2 separate regions of the Homo sapiens genome follow, and region 1 is linked to region 2. Evidence: chromatin loops called from intact Hi-C (ENCODE). Cell type or tissue: GM12878. All regions are shown on one strand. Each heading gives the region's core, and the rest is flanking DNA. Links, peaks and the distances in the headings are about the cores only. Region 1 overlaps ATXN7L1 (ataxin 7 like 1). Region 2 has its middle 70 kb from the start of SYPL1.

The links. A loop is a pair of places that touch in the nucleus more often than their neighbours do. Peaks named below come from ENCODE experiments on the same cell type or tissue, not always from the same donor. Only the 100,000 strongest peaks of a DNase experiment are listed, where the experiment ranks them.
Region 1: it touches region 2 in a loop (11-fold over the local background); 9 of 110 quality-filtered maps call a loop at or near these places.

Annotation. Positions count from the first base shown.
Region 1 is chr7:105,683,702-105,693,085 of GRCh38, reverse strand. All of the region lies in intron 3 of ATXN7L1 (ataxin 7 like 1), which reads left to right. Among named protein-coding and RNA genes, the nearest start is that of EFCAB10, 110 kb to the right of the region's middle. RefSeq lists enhancers at 1,133-1,808, 1,809-2,484, 2,485-3,160, 3,161-3,836, 3,837-4,512. In GM12878, for the core only: a CTCF peak has its summit at 4,961 (motif pointing left); no DNase peak of the experiment used is centred there; H3K4me3 peaks cover 1,114 bases.
Region 2 is chr7:106,038,111-106,047,494 of GRCh38, reverse strand. No RefSeq gene overlaps it. Among named protein-coding and RNA genes, the nearest start is that of SYPL1, 70 kb to the left of the region's middle. RefSeq lists an enhancer at 4,365-4,865. In GM12878, for the core only: CTCF peaks have their summits at 4,517 (motif pointing right) and 6,189; no DNase peak of the experiment used is centred there; H3K27me3 peaks cover 386 bases.

The DNA of each region.
Region 1 (9,384 bases), core at 947-8,946, 350 kb after region 2:
GATACTGCTTGATGCACTCTGGGAAAAATGGAAAAGCCTGTTAAAATAAGCAATTTAAGAAGTGTTTCTGCTGGGCATGACGGCTCATGCTTGTAATCCCAGTGCTTTGGAAGGCCAAAGCAGGAGGATCGCTTGAGGCCAGGAGTTTGAGACCAGCCTGGTGGCAAGACTCCGTGTCTACAAAAGATTTAAAAATTAGCCAAGGGCAGTGGTGCGGCTCCTTAGGAGGCTGAATCGGGAGGATCGCTTGAGCCCAGGAATTCAAGGATGCAGTGAGCTCTGATGGCACCACTGCACTTCAGCCTGGGTGGCAGAGCAAAAGGTCTCTAAAAAAGAAAGAGCTGGGTGCGGTGGCTCATACCTGTAATCCCAGCACTCTGGGAGGCTGAGACGGGTTGATCGCTTGAGGTCAGGAGTTCGAGACCAGCCTGGCCAACATGGCAAAACTCCATCTCTACCAAAAATACAAAAACTAGCCAGGCGTAGTGGTGCATGCCTGTAATCCCAGCTACTTAGGAGGCTGTGGCAGGAGAATTGCTTGAACCCAGGAGGCAGAGGTTGCAGTGAGCCAAGATAGCGCCATTGCACTCCAGCCTGGGTGACAGAGCCAGACTCCATCTCAAAAAAAGAAGGAAGGAAGGGAGGGAGGGAGGGAGGGAGGAAGGAAGGAAGGAAGGAAGGAAGGAAGGAAGGAAGGAAGGAAGGAAGGAAGGAAAGAAAGAAATTCATCCAGCATGTCCCTTTCTTCTCCTATGGGATTTACCAACTGACAAATTCTAGTGCTCCTGCCATCACCCCCACATGTGCAGCAAAGCCTCCACATTTGCAAAATCTAAGTCAATCTCTAAAAGATGCTTCGAGGAAGCACCCAGTTCCTTCTGCTAATAACCGCAGTGTGTCATGTGACACCTCCCCCTCCCCCAACCAGTTCTCTCTGAAAACTACCCACCCACCCCACCAATAAAGTAGCATGACGTCTGTCCTTCAGCTGCCAATATCTACATTTCCTTCAAGGTGGTAATCTTTTGCTTTTGTAATTTAAGTTCTTTTTTATTCGTAATTGTTACCCAATTGCTTTGGGGCTTGCATAAACAGTTAACAAAAACACCCGCACGAGGCAGCCGGTTCGCTTTCTGTGCTTGTTGTTCTTGGCACTGGGTCAGTTCTATGAACTTCTGGTGTCCAACTGGTAGGACCTGAAACTCCGTGTTTAACAAGTGCGTGTAGTCAAAACAGTTGGCGTGTGCAAGCGCGGATAGCTGGTATTGACTGCAGCTGGTCAGCCGTCGGGCTGTGCACCGTGCAGAATACCGTATCACGTTGCTCTGTTTGGGGCTGGGCTTTTGTTGTTGTTTAGTCGTTGCGATTTTTTTCCCTCCTTTTTCTTTCTCTCTCTCTCTCTTTTTTTTTTTCTTTTTTTTTTTTTTACTGACATCCGTGCTAATGTGGATCGCTTCAGGTTCCAAAAGTACAACATGTTTACAGTCGTCGTAGCATCAGATTAAGTTGGCAGCCTGAGTCTCTCTGTAAGTGGTTTTAGTTTACATTTCTTCTTCTAGCAGGATGTTTTGCATAATTTTGCTGATCCTAGGTTATTTATAGACTTTTTTTTGAAGAAACGGGGATGCATAAGAGTTTCTGTTCCAACTGTGGAAAGTGAAATTTGTTTCTCCACTTAGAGAAACGGCGGTGTATGTGCAGCAGAGGGTTATTTTAGCTCTTGATGATTAATTTCTTAGGGGTCACTTAATAACGTTCCCGAGAGTCCTAGGACGTGTTGTTTTCCTTTAGTCGTTCACAAACGGAGTAAAATGAAAGTAATGATGCCATTTCCTCTGGGGCGCTCCTCGAGGGTGGATGCAGTGATTGGGTATTGTTTCAAACGTCTGAAATGAGTTTACAGCGGTTGTTTTGTCAAACTCCTGGGAGCAGTGGCATTTGGTGACCCAAAACATGCCCAAGGGCTGGTCTGCAGGACTCAGAGTCACGGGGGAGGGGGACGGAGGAAGAACAGACACAGGGAAGTTACTGGACCTTAGTTTGTCCCCACCTAAATGACAGTGATATGCAGACATTTATAACATTTTTAAAAGGATGATTGACTGCAAGATGGCATATGGGCTCATGCTTTATCTGTGTGATTTTCTGGCCTGGTGGTAGCATCTTTGGGGGCCCGTGTGCATGTTTGAGTAAGAACTAAAGCTTAGCGAAAACACTAAGCCGGAATTAGCACTCTATAAAAGGGTTTCCCGTAATATTTACTAGAACAGTTGGCTAAAAATTGCCGTGCTTGTCCCACTGAATGGCTGTGTAATTAAATCAGCCCTTGATATCGTACCTTGAGCACCTCCCATCTCTGAGTCTGCCGCTCTTGGAATTTGCATGAGTAAGTAGCGCGTTCATCAGCATAATGAATGTGGAGTCCCAGTCTAATGGTCCGGGAGAACCTTGTAAATGAGACACTTCATTGTGCCTCGGGTTAAATATTTTAAACTAAACAAATCGCAAAAGAAGGAGAAGACGACAAACATCATTTAGGCCTCACGGAAGGCCTTCTGAGGAGCGGGTCTGCTTAGATCCAAGACCTTGAGTCCCACACAGATGGGTCCAACCCCACCCCCAGCATCACATGAATGAGAACGGACAGTGAAAACGGAAATTTCCAAGGTGGTAAATGTGACCATTAGGATGAGGCTTGACATAGTTCTAACTGCTGAGTGCTGCCAAGAGAGGCTTTCTTTTCTCCTCCATGTTTCTCTCATTCATATGAATGCTTTTTTTTGCTGGGCGCGGTGGCTCATGCCTGTAATCCCAGCACTTTGGGAGGCTGAGGCGGGCGGATCACCTGAGGTCGGGAGTTCGAGACCAGCCTGACCAACATGGAGAAACCCCGTCTCTACGAAAAATACAAAAATTAGCTGGGCATGGTGGCACATGCCTGTAATCCCAGCTACTCGGGAGGCTGAGGCAGGAGAATTGTTTGAACCCAGGAGGCGGAGGTTGCTGTGAGCCGAGAGCGCGCCATTGCACTCCAGCCTGGGCAACAAGAGCGAAACTCCGTCTCAAAAATAAAAAAAGAAGTGCCCTGTCTCCTTTAACCTTGCAGAGAATAATGATGAGGCTTCCTTGCTTTAGGCCTTTGACGTTTAGAGTCTGTCCTGTGCTTTCTCACACTGGCCCCACTGAGCTGGTGGGGGCCAAGTCCAGCCCTTTGGTCCTAGTAGGAAAAGCCTGGCTTTGGGGCCTGGCTCATACAGGGGAGCTGAGAAGCTAAAACTCGGGCTCGGACATGATCCATCGGACCTTCGCCTCCTCATGCCCCCATTTGCTCTGGGCTAACTGGCTATGACACGATGCTAAGGGACTCTTTGTTCTAATTTGATTCAAATCTGCCCCTGTGTGTGGGGCCTCTGTTCCACTTCCCCGTGCCTCCTCCGTATGTCTGGTTGGGACCGGGAGGACTTTCGGCCCACCTTCGTAAGGTGTCAAGCTTGAGGTGTGTGTTGGTTTGTATGCATCTCAGCTAGGAATGATTATGGGGGCTGCCCCCAGCTGTGTCAATCACCCCCACAGCCCAAGTGAATGGAAAGATGTGAAGAGAACCTATAGGCCTTTATGTTGGAGCTGGGAGGAGTGGCAGTAAATACTGAAAGGCTTTTGCATTTGAATGAGCTAAACCCTCCCACCCTGCCATCCTTGGGAAAGTAAAGGCCTTTCAGCTCTGTCTCCTAGAGCACGTTGCCCCTCCCAGGCCCTCCAGACATTGGCCTGCCAATATCTTAGAAACACCCTCCTTCCTCACTTTGATTCTTCCCTCCACCCCAGCCCCAGTGACATAGCTGCTGTTTAAACTTAATTGATCCGGGGCAGCTGGGCACCTTAGCAGCAGTGAGCATTTGTGAGCCCACTCCTTCTCTCTTGGCCCCAGGGGAGTGGTTCTGTCCACCCTACACTCCGGGAAGACCAAGGCACCCAGGCAGAACCTAGAGACCAGTGAATTCCCAGCCAAAGGCAGCACTGAGCCAGATGGTCTGTGTAATTTCGTCAAACCTTTGGGAGTCTGCTAACAGCGACCTCACTTTGCCATAGTCCATTCACCCCCAAGGTCTTGTCTTTTCTGGAACAACAGCCATGACATATACATTAATTAGAACCAGTAATCAGATTACTTTTTGGGTAAGAGGTGAAACAAGAAAGTAAGCTGATAAAAGGAGTTGATCACTCCCAGACTATGACCTGGAGTCATACATTTTCAGACCAGCTACTCACACCTGCTCCGTGTACTTGTAGACTACTTCAGCTTCAGGACTTCAGGGCAGGCAGACTGCCAGTTATCAGGGTTTAGGAGATTTGTCCCACCTTGACCTTGCTGTTACTGACCATGGGTTCTTGGGCTTTTGGTGCAATAGAAATGAGGCGAAAAGAGTCTTCCCAGACAAGGCTTCATTGGCGCTTACGCCAGGGCATAAGGTAGAGAGAGAGAGAATTCCCTGACTGACCCTCTGAAAACAGCCGATTGGGATTTTTTTTTTTTTTTAATTGACACAGGGTCTTGCTCTGTGTTGCCCAGGCTAGAGTGCAGTGGCACGATCACGGCTCACTGCAGCCTCTACCTCCTGGACCCAGGTGATCCTCCCACCTCACCCTCCCAAGTAGCTGGGGCTACAGGCATGTGCCACCATGCCCAGCTAAGTTATGTATTTTTAGTAGAGATGGGGTTTCCTCCATGTTGCCCAGGCTGGTCTCAAACTCCTGAGGTCAAGCCATCCACCCGCCTCAGCCTCCCAAAGTGCTGGGATTACAGGCATGAACCACCGTGTCCGTCCCCAGTTGGGATTTTTTTTATTAGGCGAAGTACAGGAATTGATATCAGGGTAGGGTATGCAGGCTGGGCTGGGCAACGCATGTGAGGGTTAGGGTATGCAAGTCAATGTATCTGGTTGTGATGATTATCTTGAGTCATGGGCCACCTGGTGGTCTAGCCGGCAACAACAAGGCTATAAATCAGTTGTTCAGCATTCCTTCCTGAGGTGGGACACTCCGCAACCTTGGTTCCATATTTTGGATCTCTTCAGTCCAGTTCCTGGAATTCTTTAAGTAAAAAGCATGGTTAAACATTATGAGAGCACCGAAGAACAATATAGAATGGCTCTTTTCTTTGTATGACTAAAGCCTTGGGGTGAGTGGGTATGGTGTCAGTGAGGTAGTGGTGTGGGTCTCATGGTCAGTGGGAATGCATGAAAGAATGCTCTTCTGCGGGTAGCTGAAGCCAGGCCACATTCCTGCTCTGTCACACTGCTCTGAAACACAGCCCAAGGAGGAGGATGCATCCGAGCTGCACCTAGGCCTCTGCCTCCATCCTATACTTTTTCTCCCTGATCTAGTGAACTTGCATGGTTTTTAGGTATTGGTCTTGGTATGATAGGGCTGTCATAACAAAATGAAACAGCCTGGGTGGGTTCAACAACCAAAGTTTATTTTCTCATGATTCTGGAAGCTGGAGGTCCAAGATTAAGGTGCCAGCAAGTTTGGTTTCTCCTGAGGCCCCTTCTTGGCTTGCAGATGGCTGCCCTCTTGCCGCCTCTTCATGTGATCCACCCTCTGGACTTGTGCCATTGTCGTCCCTTCCTTTTCTTAAGGACACCTATCCTATTGGATTAGGGCCCCATCCTAATGGCCTCATTTTAACTTAGTCACCTCTTCAAAGACTTTCTCTCCAAATGTGCTTATATTCTCGGGTACTAGGGATTAAGACATCAACATATGAAGTCTGAAGTGGAGAAATTTAACCCATAACACCAATCTGCCAAGCCTGGTCCTGCCTCAGCATCAGAACATTGCAGGAACCTCCATGGGGTACAGATTCATCTGTGAGTTTATTCCCCTCATGCATCAGTTTATAGAACCAGGCGCCATCTCTGTGTGGGTGCATAGTCAAAGGAAATGCAATGAGAGAAAGATAGGAATATGTTTAAAAGTCATCAGTGGCTATGAAAGTCTGAATTAGCTTTCATATGGCTTATGATGATTCTCAGGTGACTGTGGCAGCTCACCTGTCTCGAGAGAGACTCTTATTAGGGGTAGGTTGAGTAAGGGAAGCTTGTGGACCAGTAGGCTCCAGAAACTATGTCAGGAATTGTTACCTTCCCTTCTGGGCCCCTTCACTCCCACCTCCTTTCTGGGCCAACTCCCTGATCTGTTAATAGATTCATTGGCATAAACCTCTCAGTGTCTTGCCAACAATTACATATAGATACAGACGGTGTCTGACTTACAATGGTTCGACTTATGATTTTTTGGTTTCAAGATGGTACAGAAGTGACATGCATTCCATAGAAACTGTACTTTAAGTACCCATGTAACCATTCTGTTTTTCATTTTCAATATGATATGCAATACATTACATGAGATATTCAACACTTTATTATAAAATAGGCTTCGTGTTAGGGCATTCTGCCCGACTGTAGGTTATGTTCTGAGCACATTTAAGATAGGGTAGGCTAAGGCTATGAGGTTCAGTAGGTTATTATATTAAATGGGTGGGTTTTGTTTGTTTGTTTGTTTGTTTTGAGATGGACTTTCACTCTCATCACCCAGGCTGGAGTGCAATGGCACAATCTTGGCTCACTGCAACCTCCATCTCCTGGGTTCAAGGGATTCTCCTGCCTCAGCCTCCCAAGTAGCTAGGATTACAGGCGCCCACCACCACACTCTGCTGATTTTTGTATTTTTAGTAGAGATGGGGTTTCACCATGTTGGCCAGGCTGGTCTTGAACTCCTGACCTCAGGTGATCCACCCGCCTCAGCTTCCCAAAGTGCTGGGATTACAGGCATGAGCCACTGTGACTGGCCCTTAAATGCATTTTTGACTTACGATATTTTCAATTTATGATGGGTTTATCCAGATATAATCCCATTGTAAGTCAGAGAGCATCTGTGTATTTTTTTTTTTTAATCTGCCCTTAGTGTTCATTCCCCCTGGAAGTTGGGAAACTAACCTTAGATGGACGAGGAGAGGAAAATTCATTTATGTTAGTTATTGCCTCCCATCTTAATGCTGCTCTCTTCTCAGAGGCATGTGTTTGGCCATGCCACTTCCTCTCCTTCTTCCCCTGCTGTGGGATATCCTTGATCCTGAGATTCTAAAGGCCAACAGGTGACCTCTGACCATGCTTTGCAAAATGTTTCCAAGATTGGTTTTTAGTGAAGACCATTTATTCCCTGAAGACACCAACATCCTCAGCTGGAGTGAGAACAGGGTTTCTGAGAACCTGCCCTGAGAATGTCAGAGCCTAAAGCCTAGTTGTTCTTAGAAACCACCATCCAGGATGGAAGCTCAGGGATTGACTGGGGTCAAGCCGTAGGGGAGCTAAAAGTAACTCTCACGGCCCTTCATCACCTGCCGGTTCCCTGCTGCTGATACTCAGGTTCTGGTCTCAACAAGGGGACCATGGAGAGAAAGTGTGTTCCCACAGGCTGAGGGGCCCCTCTGCAAATATGGTAGGAAGACCCACTCCTTTTTCTTTATAAGCCAGCTTTGGCTCTGGTCTGAGATGAGAGAGGAGATGATTGCTACCAGGAGAGGAGATCAGGAATCTCATTATCAAAGTAATCCAGCTGCTGTGTGCTGAAAGACCTGTTCCTCCTGTCAGCCTGAGTACATCTATAGGTTCCTCCTTGGCTTCACAGGGAGGTCTCTGCCAATGGAAATGGTATCTTGACTTATTTATAACAGTAATCAGCATACTATTCTTTTATGTTTGCATAGTCTGACTCAACTTTGAAACCTCTTTTACATGCCTGATGTCATTGACTCTTCGCTATAGCGCTGGAGAGGGGAGGTACTGCTAACCTCAGAGCATAGACATTCTGGAAGGAGAGCCGGGATTTGGACTCCAGCTCTTGGATGTCAGTGCTCCTTCTATAGATTACAGCTTTCTAATGTCTGTATGTGGTTGCCAATAAGGAAGGTAGTTTGTCTGGGAATTGGAAAACCATTTATTATTATTATTATTATTATTATTATTATTATTATTATTATCATCTCTTCTCTGTACTAAAGGCAGTGTTGGACTGCTCATTGTGTGTAATACCCTGCTTAAAGAACTTTGCACTTAACCTTCACAACCAACAGTAAGAGGAGGCCTATCATTAGTCCCATTTGTCAAAGTCACCCACAAGATCCTACCAGGGAGATGAAGAAATGTGGGCCACGTGAGACACCTGCCCTGAATGGCACATGGTTCGGTACAACCATATCTCAAGAGTGCTTTTCAAAGGCCACTGTTGCACTGAGGGATGTATCGAGTTGCCCTCTTGGGCCTGTCCTCTTCCACGTTGTGTATGAGCACTTGGAAGAAGATTGGCATTGATGGCAGGCCGATCGAGTTTTCAGGTGGTAGATTTGGGAGGGAGAGCAGATTATGTTAATGAATCAGAGTCCAAAAAGATCTCAACAGACTGGAGCAGTAGACTAAATCCAACAAGATGACATTTTTAAAGGATACCTGTGGATTTGCAGCTTGGCAGCAAAATGTGTGAAATAAAACTTAGGGATGAGGCAGCTATCACAAATAAAAAATCTAGATTGGATCTCTGGCTGCATTAATAGGAGAATAATGTCCAGAACAGATCTGTAGGAGCTGGTCAGACCCCATCTGTAATGCTCTCCCTTCTGAGTTCCATGGTCTGTGAAGAACAAGAGGAGCCAAGAGAACCAAGATCAGGGAGTAATGAAAATGATGCTTTGTAAAGAATAGTTTAAGAAGTCATCTCAGGGTGTTTAGCCTGAGAGAAGGAAGTTTCAAGGAACAAACATTTGGCAAGATGTTCCATGGAAGGGGGATTAGACTGGTTCATAGTGACTCCCACAACGCAGACATGGGATTCATGAGTGGTCATTACACGGGAGCTTGGCATAAAGGAGAACTCTTCAACAGTCGGGACTGAACTCGGGAGGTGCCACTAAACTGTCACACCACTTACCTGGCTCACCGCTTATCTGGCACACTGCTTACCTGATGCACCGCCCCAGATGGAGCCTGCAGTGAAGCTATGCCTGGCAGCCCCTGGGCAGGAGTGTGGATGAGCAACTGCACTCCTGAAGAAGGGGGCCTGCAGAGAATGGTTACCTGTGGGGTTTTTCTTGCCTGTTGAGAGTCTGTTAGTCCCAACTTCAAGGTCTAAGATCTGAGTCCATGGGAGAATGATGATTCCTTTATGGAAATGGCGGCTGTATCAGGGATGAACGATCAGGTTGGCAAGAGGAAGAGCTGTGCCTCAGTGTCCCATTTGTAAATAGCTAGTGGAGCCTGTGTTCGTGTGTGTGCATGTGCGTGTGTTTGTGTGTGGTGGCATTGGTAGTGGCGGTGGTAGTTGTTTGAA
Region 2 (9,384 bases), core at 563-8,562:
CAAGGGAGACTTCTAGTACAGCCCCACCCCTATCAGATTTCCTCCTACTGTCAACCCTGGTGGTTAAAGATTTTATTTTATTAAGAAAAGCAGTGTTCCAGTGTCTTTCAGTTCACTAAAAGGCCACACGGTTAATTAATGTCAGAGCTGCCAACCCTCGTACGTGGGGCTGGCCTGAGCCAGGCCTCCCAGGTGGACTCTTCTGGTTATTTGGAAAACACTTTGGCTTGAAGCTGAGGGTTCTGGAGTTGCCGTAGAACACTGGTGCAAACCACAGGATAAACTCAGAAGAACAAGACAGAGCCAGCATGTGGATCCACAGCCCTGCCCTCAGCTACAGGGGGAGGCTATAGGGGAAATGTGTCCTTGTCTGGCTTCAGAGAAGGAGTTGAGAATACTGAACTCTCAACTCTGTGCCCACAGCTCAACTCTCACCATCTCTAAAGGCCATTGGGCCCACAGCGAGGGTGATGTGCTCCGTGCTGAGGATATTGAAATGCATGCTGAGCAGCTCCTCTTTCCTCACAGCCCTTCAAAGAGCCCTCTGGCTCCTGGAAGCTGATCACTTTCCCAGAGACAGCTGACGAGTGGGACATAGGAAGAAGTGAGGTGCTGAAGGTGAAGCCAGTCCTCGATAATTATTATCATTCCGTCCCCTGCCATCATCTTGCTTTTCTCTTATTATTTATAGGATGGGAGAATGTACCAGACACATCGATCATGGTAGCTGTCGTACACACCATTCTCGCCTAAGAAAAACTGCCCAGTCACAGCCCCCAAGGAGGGAAGTGTCCCCAAGCTGTCCCTCATTCAGCATTTGCCTTGTTCTTAGCCATGTGACCCACACCTCCTCTTGGCCAGCTGTGATTGGACAGGGGCAGATGCCTTGCCCAAGACCTCCTATCCAGGGACTAGTGGGATTGTCTGATATGGCCCAGCTCAACCAACTCTGCCCAAATGAGAATTCAAATTGGCAATTAGATCCATTGAATTATCTTTCCTTCTGAGAAAACTAATTTTAGGGTCTAAAGAGAATTTTTTTTATAGAAACATGATCTCGCTGTGTTGGCCAGGCTGTTCACAAGCTCCTGGCCTCAACTGATCCTCCTGCCTTGGCCTCCCAAAGTGCTGGGATTGCAGGCATGAGCCACCATGCCTGGCCAGGAAACTGATTTTAGAGATAAAGAGAAAATGAGCCAACTGGTAGCAGAACAAAAGTCCTGAAGAAACACTTAGAAGAGGTGAGTGAAGAGCGAAGGCAGAGAGTCATATTGATGCCAGAGCCCTAGGACCAGTGGTTCTGAACCCAAATATCTCTGCACACCCACAGCAGCTGGCGGCATACCTTGCACAGGTGGCTAACACATTGTGCTCAAGGTAGAAAATGCACCTTTTGTTGCAACTGAGGATATGTATTGTTACAACAGTGCTTGTTGGACAGAATGTTGAGAGGAATACTCCTTGTAGAATGGGAGAATCCCAAACACGCACATCGGAGGGAAGAGGTAGAGTATAATGATAAGTGTGTGCCAACACAACCAAGTTTCCCAGAATGTGTGAAAACTGTCTTGTGAGGACAGAAGAGAGCACAGTTGGGGCCATAACAGTTATTCTCAAAGACATGGGCTTGCAGAGTAACCAAGTTAACGCTATAATAACCAAGGATGTTATTTAATTCTTCTAAAGGCTTGCCAAAAATTCTGATATTTGAACATGTGCCATTGTATTAGTCAGGACCTTTTGGTTTCAAGTAACAGAAACTCAACTCAAAATTAACTTACAAAGGAATCTGATGGTTCATGTCACTGAAAAATCTAGGGATAGAACAGACTTCAATGATGGCTGCATACAAATACCCAACATCATCAGGAATTATTGTTTCTCTCTCTCTTCTTATTTTTCTTTCCTTCAGTTGGCATTATTCTTTGGTTGGCAGGCTCTTCCCACACTCAACAAGGTAACCAATATTGGCTTCATGCTTCCTACTGACCTCCTTCCAGCTTAGCAGCATCAGCAGATAAGGAATAATTCCCTAGATCTACAGCACAAGTCCCAGGGGTAGTTCTCAATGGTCCACCTTGGAACACGTATCCATCCCTGAACCAATTAACAGAGCCAAGGAGAAGCTGTGATCTGATTGGCCTGGCCTGGGTCATATGCCCAGTTCTGGAGCTAGGGCATGATGTCAGCCCCACCAGAATACAGGACCTAATAGTAGAAAATGGTTATTGCTTAAGGGATGTTAAACAGGCAGTAACAACAGCCTCAGCCCCAAACAAAATAGTTGAGCACAACCTCTCCGGAGCAAAGATCCTTGAACTCCTGACATTAACCTCTTACAGATGCCTTGCATGCTAAATGACTTTCTGATCACAGTCTCCCTGAGTCCTCACTAGGCTTTTATCAATCAGGATTCTTACCTACAAACAACAAAATCCCCTCTGATTTGTTTAAACAGAAAAGAACTTATGGACGCATATTAGTGGCTCACAGACTCTCCAGCAAGGTCGGAGAAATAGGGGTTGGCACTCTGCAGCCACAAACAATACCCAAATCCTCACCTGTCTGGTCACAGGCTTGATCCCACTGCCTTTGGTGCATGTTACTATTATCATCTCTGTCTCTGCTGCCTCTGGGGTTCCATGTCCCTCCACCATGTTCCGCCCCATCACCAAGAACAATTCCATGCAGCAGCTTCTCCCTGGCTTTTCACTCTTCCAGACTGAAATCTCATCATACTGCATCCAATCCACAGAGCCTATGTCACATGCCTGTGTCCTAGCTGCAGAGGAGTCTGAGTAACTGAGTTCTGATCTCCACCCTGGTGAGGTAGCACCCCTCACATGGCGTATTTTCCAAATTTAAGAAGTTTCTTCAAATGATGTTGGGGTGGCACCAATATGACTAATATCTATTATACTACACCACCCCTGAGAAGTGAGGTCTTCTGCTTCTTCTGGGTTCTGGACAGACTGAGCAATGGAGCCAACTCTTTATTTTCACATGTTATATCCCAATAAACCTATGATTCTCTGTTCTTTGCAACCAGAAAGAAACCCAGTTAATGCAACACAATTTGGCCAATGTAATTTGGATAAAATTTAGCTTGGAGACAATGGTTTTCATCCCAGCAGGATTGGTTCACAGAAGCTCATGGCTTCTTTACAAGGAAAGGCTCCAGTGGGGCTTTTGAGGGGGTCTGGAAAGCATGGCCACATGGAGCCCTCTCAGGAGTGCCAGCCCACAGACATTTAATAGCCTTGTTCCAGAACTCTGCAAATGCCACACTGGGCTACCACTTAACCACAAGTCATCCCCAGCTATTAACAAGAAGCTGGATTGCAGGTAGGGACACCCTAGCAAGGGTCTTGCTAGTCTGATCATTTCCCTTCAGAGTCTGGAATCCTCTGGCAGCGCTTCACGGAGGACTGAACTCTCTGACCTTCCTCCTGTGGCATCTGCTGCTCCATCAGGAGCTGAAGCCATTCAGTAAGAAATCATTTTTGAGTATCAACGATGTCTCAGGCATTGTGCTCACACTGGATATGCTCTGTCTCCAGGGGGCCTTCAGACAAGGAAATTAGCCAAGGCTTAAATGGCATGAGAGGAGGCCAGGGAGGGAACAAAAATGTTCAAGTGCTATTATCCAGAAAGAGATGCATTGTTTTCATTTCTAAGCAGATTTATTGATCAGGTTCACTATGGACATCAAGGTCTTTGACCTAATATAGAAGTATAGTTGTTCTATTTTCTGAGCAGGTCGACAACAAAGAAATTTCTGTGACTGGAGAATTCATTTGTGTAAAAGCCATCTGAGGATTTCACCATTAAATACTTTTAGTTATATTGAATAAATGAAGAGAATAAAATTAGAGGAAATAGTGACCACTTCAGAAAATCTAGATGGTGCAGAGCCAGTTGGATATGCATACCTTGTTAGTCTTGGGGTGAACATTAGAAAGTCCAGTCTTTCTTTTTTTCTTTTTTTTTTTTTTTGAGACAGAGTCTCGCTCTGTTGCCCAGGCTGGAGTGCAGTGGCGCGATCTTGGTTCACTGCAACCTCCACCTCCTGGGTTCAAGCGATTCTCCTGGCTCAGCCTCCCGAGTAGCTGGGATTACAGGCACGTGCCACCACGCCCGACTAATTTTTGTATTTTTAGTAGAGACGGGGTTTCACCATGTTGGCCAGGCTGGTCTCAAACTCCTGGACTCAAGTGATCCGCCCGCCTCGGCCTCCCAAATTGCTGAGATTACAGGAGTGAGCTACCGTGTCCAACCAGGAAGTCCAGTCTTTTACCAATGGCCCCCGGCCCCACCCCTGACTCTCCTCAGAATACCGACATGTTTCACACAGTTGGAGGGTGGACAGTTGTGCAAAATATGCGTGCTGACAGCAAGGGAAAAGAGGAAATGTCTGATTTGGACCCCAAATCTCCTCCAGGAACCCAGTCACCCTGTGGCCCACCAACCTTGCCATTTCTGCAGAGGCGGCAGGTGCCCCAGGAGACCACTAGGTGTCGCTGTGAACCTGTGCAAGCGCGGCCTCACCCTGTGGGCGCACACAGCGCGGTATGTTTTCAATCAACACCTTGTCAGTTTTTCTCCCCGAGGCCCCAGGGGTGTGCTAGGAATTTTTATTTCTTGAGAAATACTGTGATTCAGCTGCCCTTTGTTGGCCCTGCTAGAGAGAATGAAGGTTGTGCTTGCTCCTGCCAGCCCCCCAGGCAGGGGAGTCCCCTTGCAAGCGTCTTCAGGCCACCAGCCTCTCTCTATCTCCCCACCTCCCATTATTCCTCTTCATTCTCCTTTTTACCTTTCTCTCTCGGTGCCCGGTAACACCGATGTGCTGCTTAGGGAAAGGTCGCCATCCTAGAGGCCTCCTTCAACCCTTCTGAATTTCACCAGTTCCTAAATAAACTAGCTTGCAAATTCTGTCCTTATCCTCCCCTTCTGACTCTGCTCCCAGCCTTGCCCCTTTCTTTCAAAGCAACCGCAAGATTGAGGCAGTGTTGGGGTGGGAGCAACAAGAGGCTCAACTATCTTTTTAGTTTCCTTTTTTTTTTTTTTTTTGACACAGGGTTTTACTCTGTTGCCCAGGCTGGAGTGCAATGACACGCTGACGGCTTCATGCAGCCTTGACCTCCTGGGCTCAAGCAATCCTCCCACTGCAGACTCCCTAGTAGCTGGGACTACAGGCCTGAGCCACCATGTGCAGCCAATTTGTGTATGTTGGTAGAGCTGGGGTTTCGCCATGTTGGCCAGGCTGGTCTCAAACTCCTGGACTCAAGTGATCTGCCTGCCTCAGCCTCCCAAAGTGCTGGGATTACAGGCTTGAGCCAGCGCACCTGGCCAAGGGTCACCTATCTTACTAGGCTTGTCAGAATCTACTCCTGGCACACAGGGGCTTAAAAGTCAGATCTGCTTTCAGATCCTACCTCCCTCTGCCACTTACTAGCTGTGTGACCTTTGGCAGGTCACACACCCTTTCTGAGCCTCAATTCTTCATATGTAAACTAAATTTACACATATAAATTCTACATTAAGTAGAATTATAAATGTGAAGACCTCACGTGATCTGGCATGTAGCCGGCATTCCATAAATGCAAAGTGATTTTCCTTATGACTACAGGGACACTTACACAGACACATATACACACACTCAACCAAAGACAGAATTTGGGAACTTTACTCTCCTGAGCATGTAGCAAGATGGTATGTCAAGGAAACAAAATTCAGGGGTGTGTATTCCGAGATGCCAAGAACCCCCATGGATTCTAACCCTCTCTACATATGTCAGCAGTGATCGACCTGTTCTGAACCCAACTGGGTGCTGTCTTGGTCAGTGGCCATAGTTTGCTTGGCAAAATGCCAGGATAGCTGTCCTGGACCCTTTGGGAAAAGGCCACTTGTGGGTGGAGCAGCCACTCACTCCTTCCTCCAGAAGGCTTGGTGCCGCCACATTCCCTGGTTTCAAGCTACCACATTGCTGCTGTGGTTTTTTGCGGTGGCCACAGGGTGGAATCTTGGCCCAGGATGCCCTGTGGCTGCTCTCTGCAGGCATTGAGGACACATACCCTGAAAGGCTCGGGAGAAGGTGGAGAGAAGGGAGAGTAGTCTTTTACCAGAGGTGTTCCTGGACCATTCACTGGACGCTAAATGGCAAATAGAGAGGCCACGCCCCTGCTGGCCAACATAGATCACTGCAGCCCCTCAGCCTTTGGGTAGAGGCTGTTCCTGAGTGATTAGGATCTCTGCTTGGAAGGCACTTCAGTACTCATAGCCAGGATGAGGCTGCTTCTGTGGAGCAGCAGATAGGTAGTGGGTGTGTGAAGAACAGAGAAAAGAATAAACATTGCCTCCTGCATTGCCCAAAGCAGTGCGCTGGGCTTGGCAGGGTTGCAGGAGGCCAGGGGTGGTTTCAGACCCCTAACTCAAGCCTCAAAAGACAGGATATGCTCAGAACACATTGCTCCTGCAGAGGCTGGTGTTGACTCTGAACCTGTGAAGATTTCTGCAGCCATGAGCAGCCTTGGACTTTCAGGGTAGAGAGCTGTTCAGCAAGAGGATCCATCTGGGGGTCCAGTCACCTGACCCCTTTTCCCATCAGAACACAAATCAAAGGCCATCACTAAGCCCTTCCTGCCTAGGCTCAGAGGAGACACACTCAGTTGCCATCCTGGCTCTGTGACCTCTGGACAAGTCTCCTAATCTCTCCAACCTTCAGCTTTCTCATCTGTAAAGTGGATATGATCTTCAAGATGCAGACCATTCTCAGAGGCGTGCCATGAGGATTATAGATGGTGCAGGTGGAGGGCCCGCTTGTGGTAGGCACGCACTGCAATCATGAGGTTTCCAGAGACTTCTCTGCAGGCTGCTAAGGTGCAGCAGGAGCTGTTGCTGCTAACCTCAGCGAGGTGTGCCAGCACGCCAGATCAGACTCCTCAAACCAAAGCAGACAGAAGCTGGGAAGGGCTGAAAGCCCGACACTGCAACCTGAGCAAAGGGTGCCTCACTTGTCTGTTTGAAAAGCTCATGAAACCCTTGAGCATTGCTGGTGGAAATTTAAAATGGTGCAGCCATGGTGGAAAGCAGCCTGGCAGTTGGTCAACAAGGTAAATATAGAGTTACCACATCACCCAGTAACTCCATTCCTAGGTATATACCTAGGAAATAAGAACAAATGTCCACAGAAGAACTTGTATGCAAATGCTCATGGCAGCATTATTTATAGCAGCCAGAAGATGGAAACAACCCAAATATCATCAACTGATGAATGGATAAATAAAATGTGGTATATCCATGCAGTGGGCCATTATTCAGCCATAAAAATGAATGTATGGACCTACCATGTGGATGAATCTTGAAAAGATTATGCTAACTGAAATAAGCCAGACACAAAAGGACAAACATTGTATGATTCCATTTCTATGAAATGTCCAGTATAGGCAAATCCATAGAGAGAGAAAGCAGTTCAGCGGTGCCAGTGCCTGGGGATGGGGAATGACTGTTAATGTGCGTGAAGTTTATTTTGGGGATGATGAAAATGTTTTGGAATTACATAGCAGTGGTGGTTGCACAACTCCGTGAATATCTAAAAACCACTGAATTCTATGGCATGTGAGTTAAATCACAATAAAACTGTTATTTTAAAAAGGACCCTTAGCCTGCCAGCTGGAGTGTGCTTTGACCATGGACCAGCAAATGAGGTGGGCCATGCAGGGAGTGCAACTCTTGTGAGCCTTGCCTATAAATCAGATTAAGCGGCTTCTCTCCCTCAGCTGCCCCGGGTTCTGAAGGGGCTGCAGCAGCCACAGTCTGTCTCTGAACACCACCCTAATGAAAAGGCTGCTGAGGGCGCTGTGGCCTAGAGCGTAAGCATCCACAATGCTCACTCCAGGCCCTAGGCCAGCCTCACCCGGATAGCCCAGCTCGCAGTCACATGGGGAAAATCAGAGTTTACGAGCATGCTCTGCTTCGGTTTCAACACTGACGGGGATCACGTTTTCCAAACCAGGCATCAGAACTGATTGTATGGTTTGTACCCATGGGGACAGTGGGATGCACCATTTTAAGTGATATCCGTCTCCAAAAATTTGGGCATAAGGCTCCGGTTTTCCAGAACACATTCATCTCCTTCTGTTCCCCCAAACAGACAAGTTTTCTAAGAACTTCAACTCTCTGGGGAGTCCTAGACAGAAGTTAGAGTTTCCTACAATTCAGGTCTCCTGACGTTTAATCAGAACTGTACTTTTTCAGACTGAGAGCCAATCGAATGCACCGTTCAGCTTGAGGGCTGCCTACAACCACCTTCACAGCGGGGCATAGAGTCCAGACCTCGAAATCACCCTGCAGGCCTGTTTCCTGTTTCCTTGGGTCATCGACTGGAATCTTGCCGGGAAGTGTGATGTGGCCGGAACACTGACCGGTCTCTTCACTCTCCCCACACACCTATGTGTGCACACATGACTACCATTCCCCCGCTGCAGACCAAGCATGGGGCAGTCACACTCGGGAGAGCCGCTCAGTATTATCTAAAATGACTTTGTCTGGTAGCTTCCACTGAGGGAGGGGCTCATGCCTGCTGGGGAGCCTTGATCTCATACAGGAACAGGGCTCAAGAGAACTCAGGACTTCATTCATATCCGGGACACTCCTTCACAAAGGTACCACAAGGTTTCTACTGTCCTCCACCTCTGCCCCCCTGGACCCAGCCCCCACCATCTCATATCTGGATGAATCCAACAGCTACAGAGCTGGTCTTTCTACTTCTACCCTTGTTCTCTCCCTTCCTTAAGTCTCTTCTCAAATCAGCAGACAGATGCTTTCAAAACATAAGTAAGTTATGTCACTCCTCTGCTCAACACCATGCAATGGCTCCCATCATACTCAGAGTAAAAGCCGAAGTCCTTACAGTGGCCTACAAGGCCCTATGTGATATGCAAACTCCTCTCCACACATATCCCCCAGCCCACACACCCCCACTCACCACCACACACACACACTCATCCGCCCCTGCCTCCCCACCGACCCCTCTCTGAAGTCCTGTCCTCCAGCCTCATGCTCATCACTCTGTTCCTCCTGCTGTTCCTCCACTTCACGTTGCCTTGCACTCACTGCCTGGAAGGTTCTTCCCAGTTATCTGCACAGCCCCTGCCCACACATCCACCGCTTGAATCTCCCCTTACCACAGGGGCCTTCCTTGGCCACCTGTTTAAAGTGGCCATCCTCCATAACCCCTGACCCTGTTTATTTTTCTTAATGGCACTTAACACCATTCACATATCATATATATATATATATATATATATATATATATATATATATATATATATATACACACACACACACACTTATATCTAGGATATCATATATGTATATATCTAA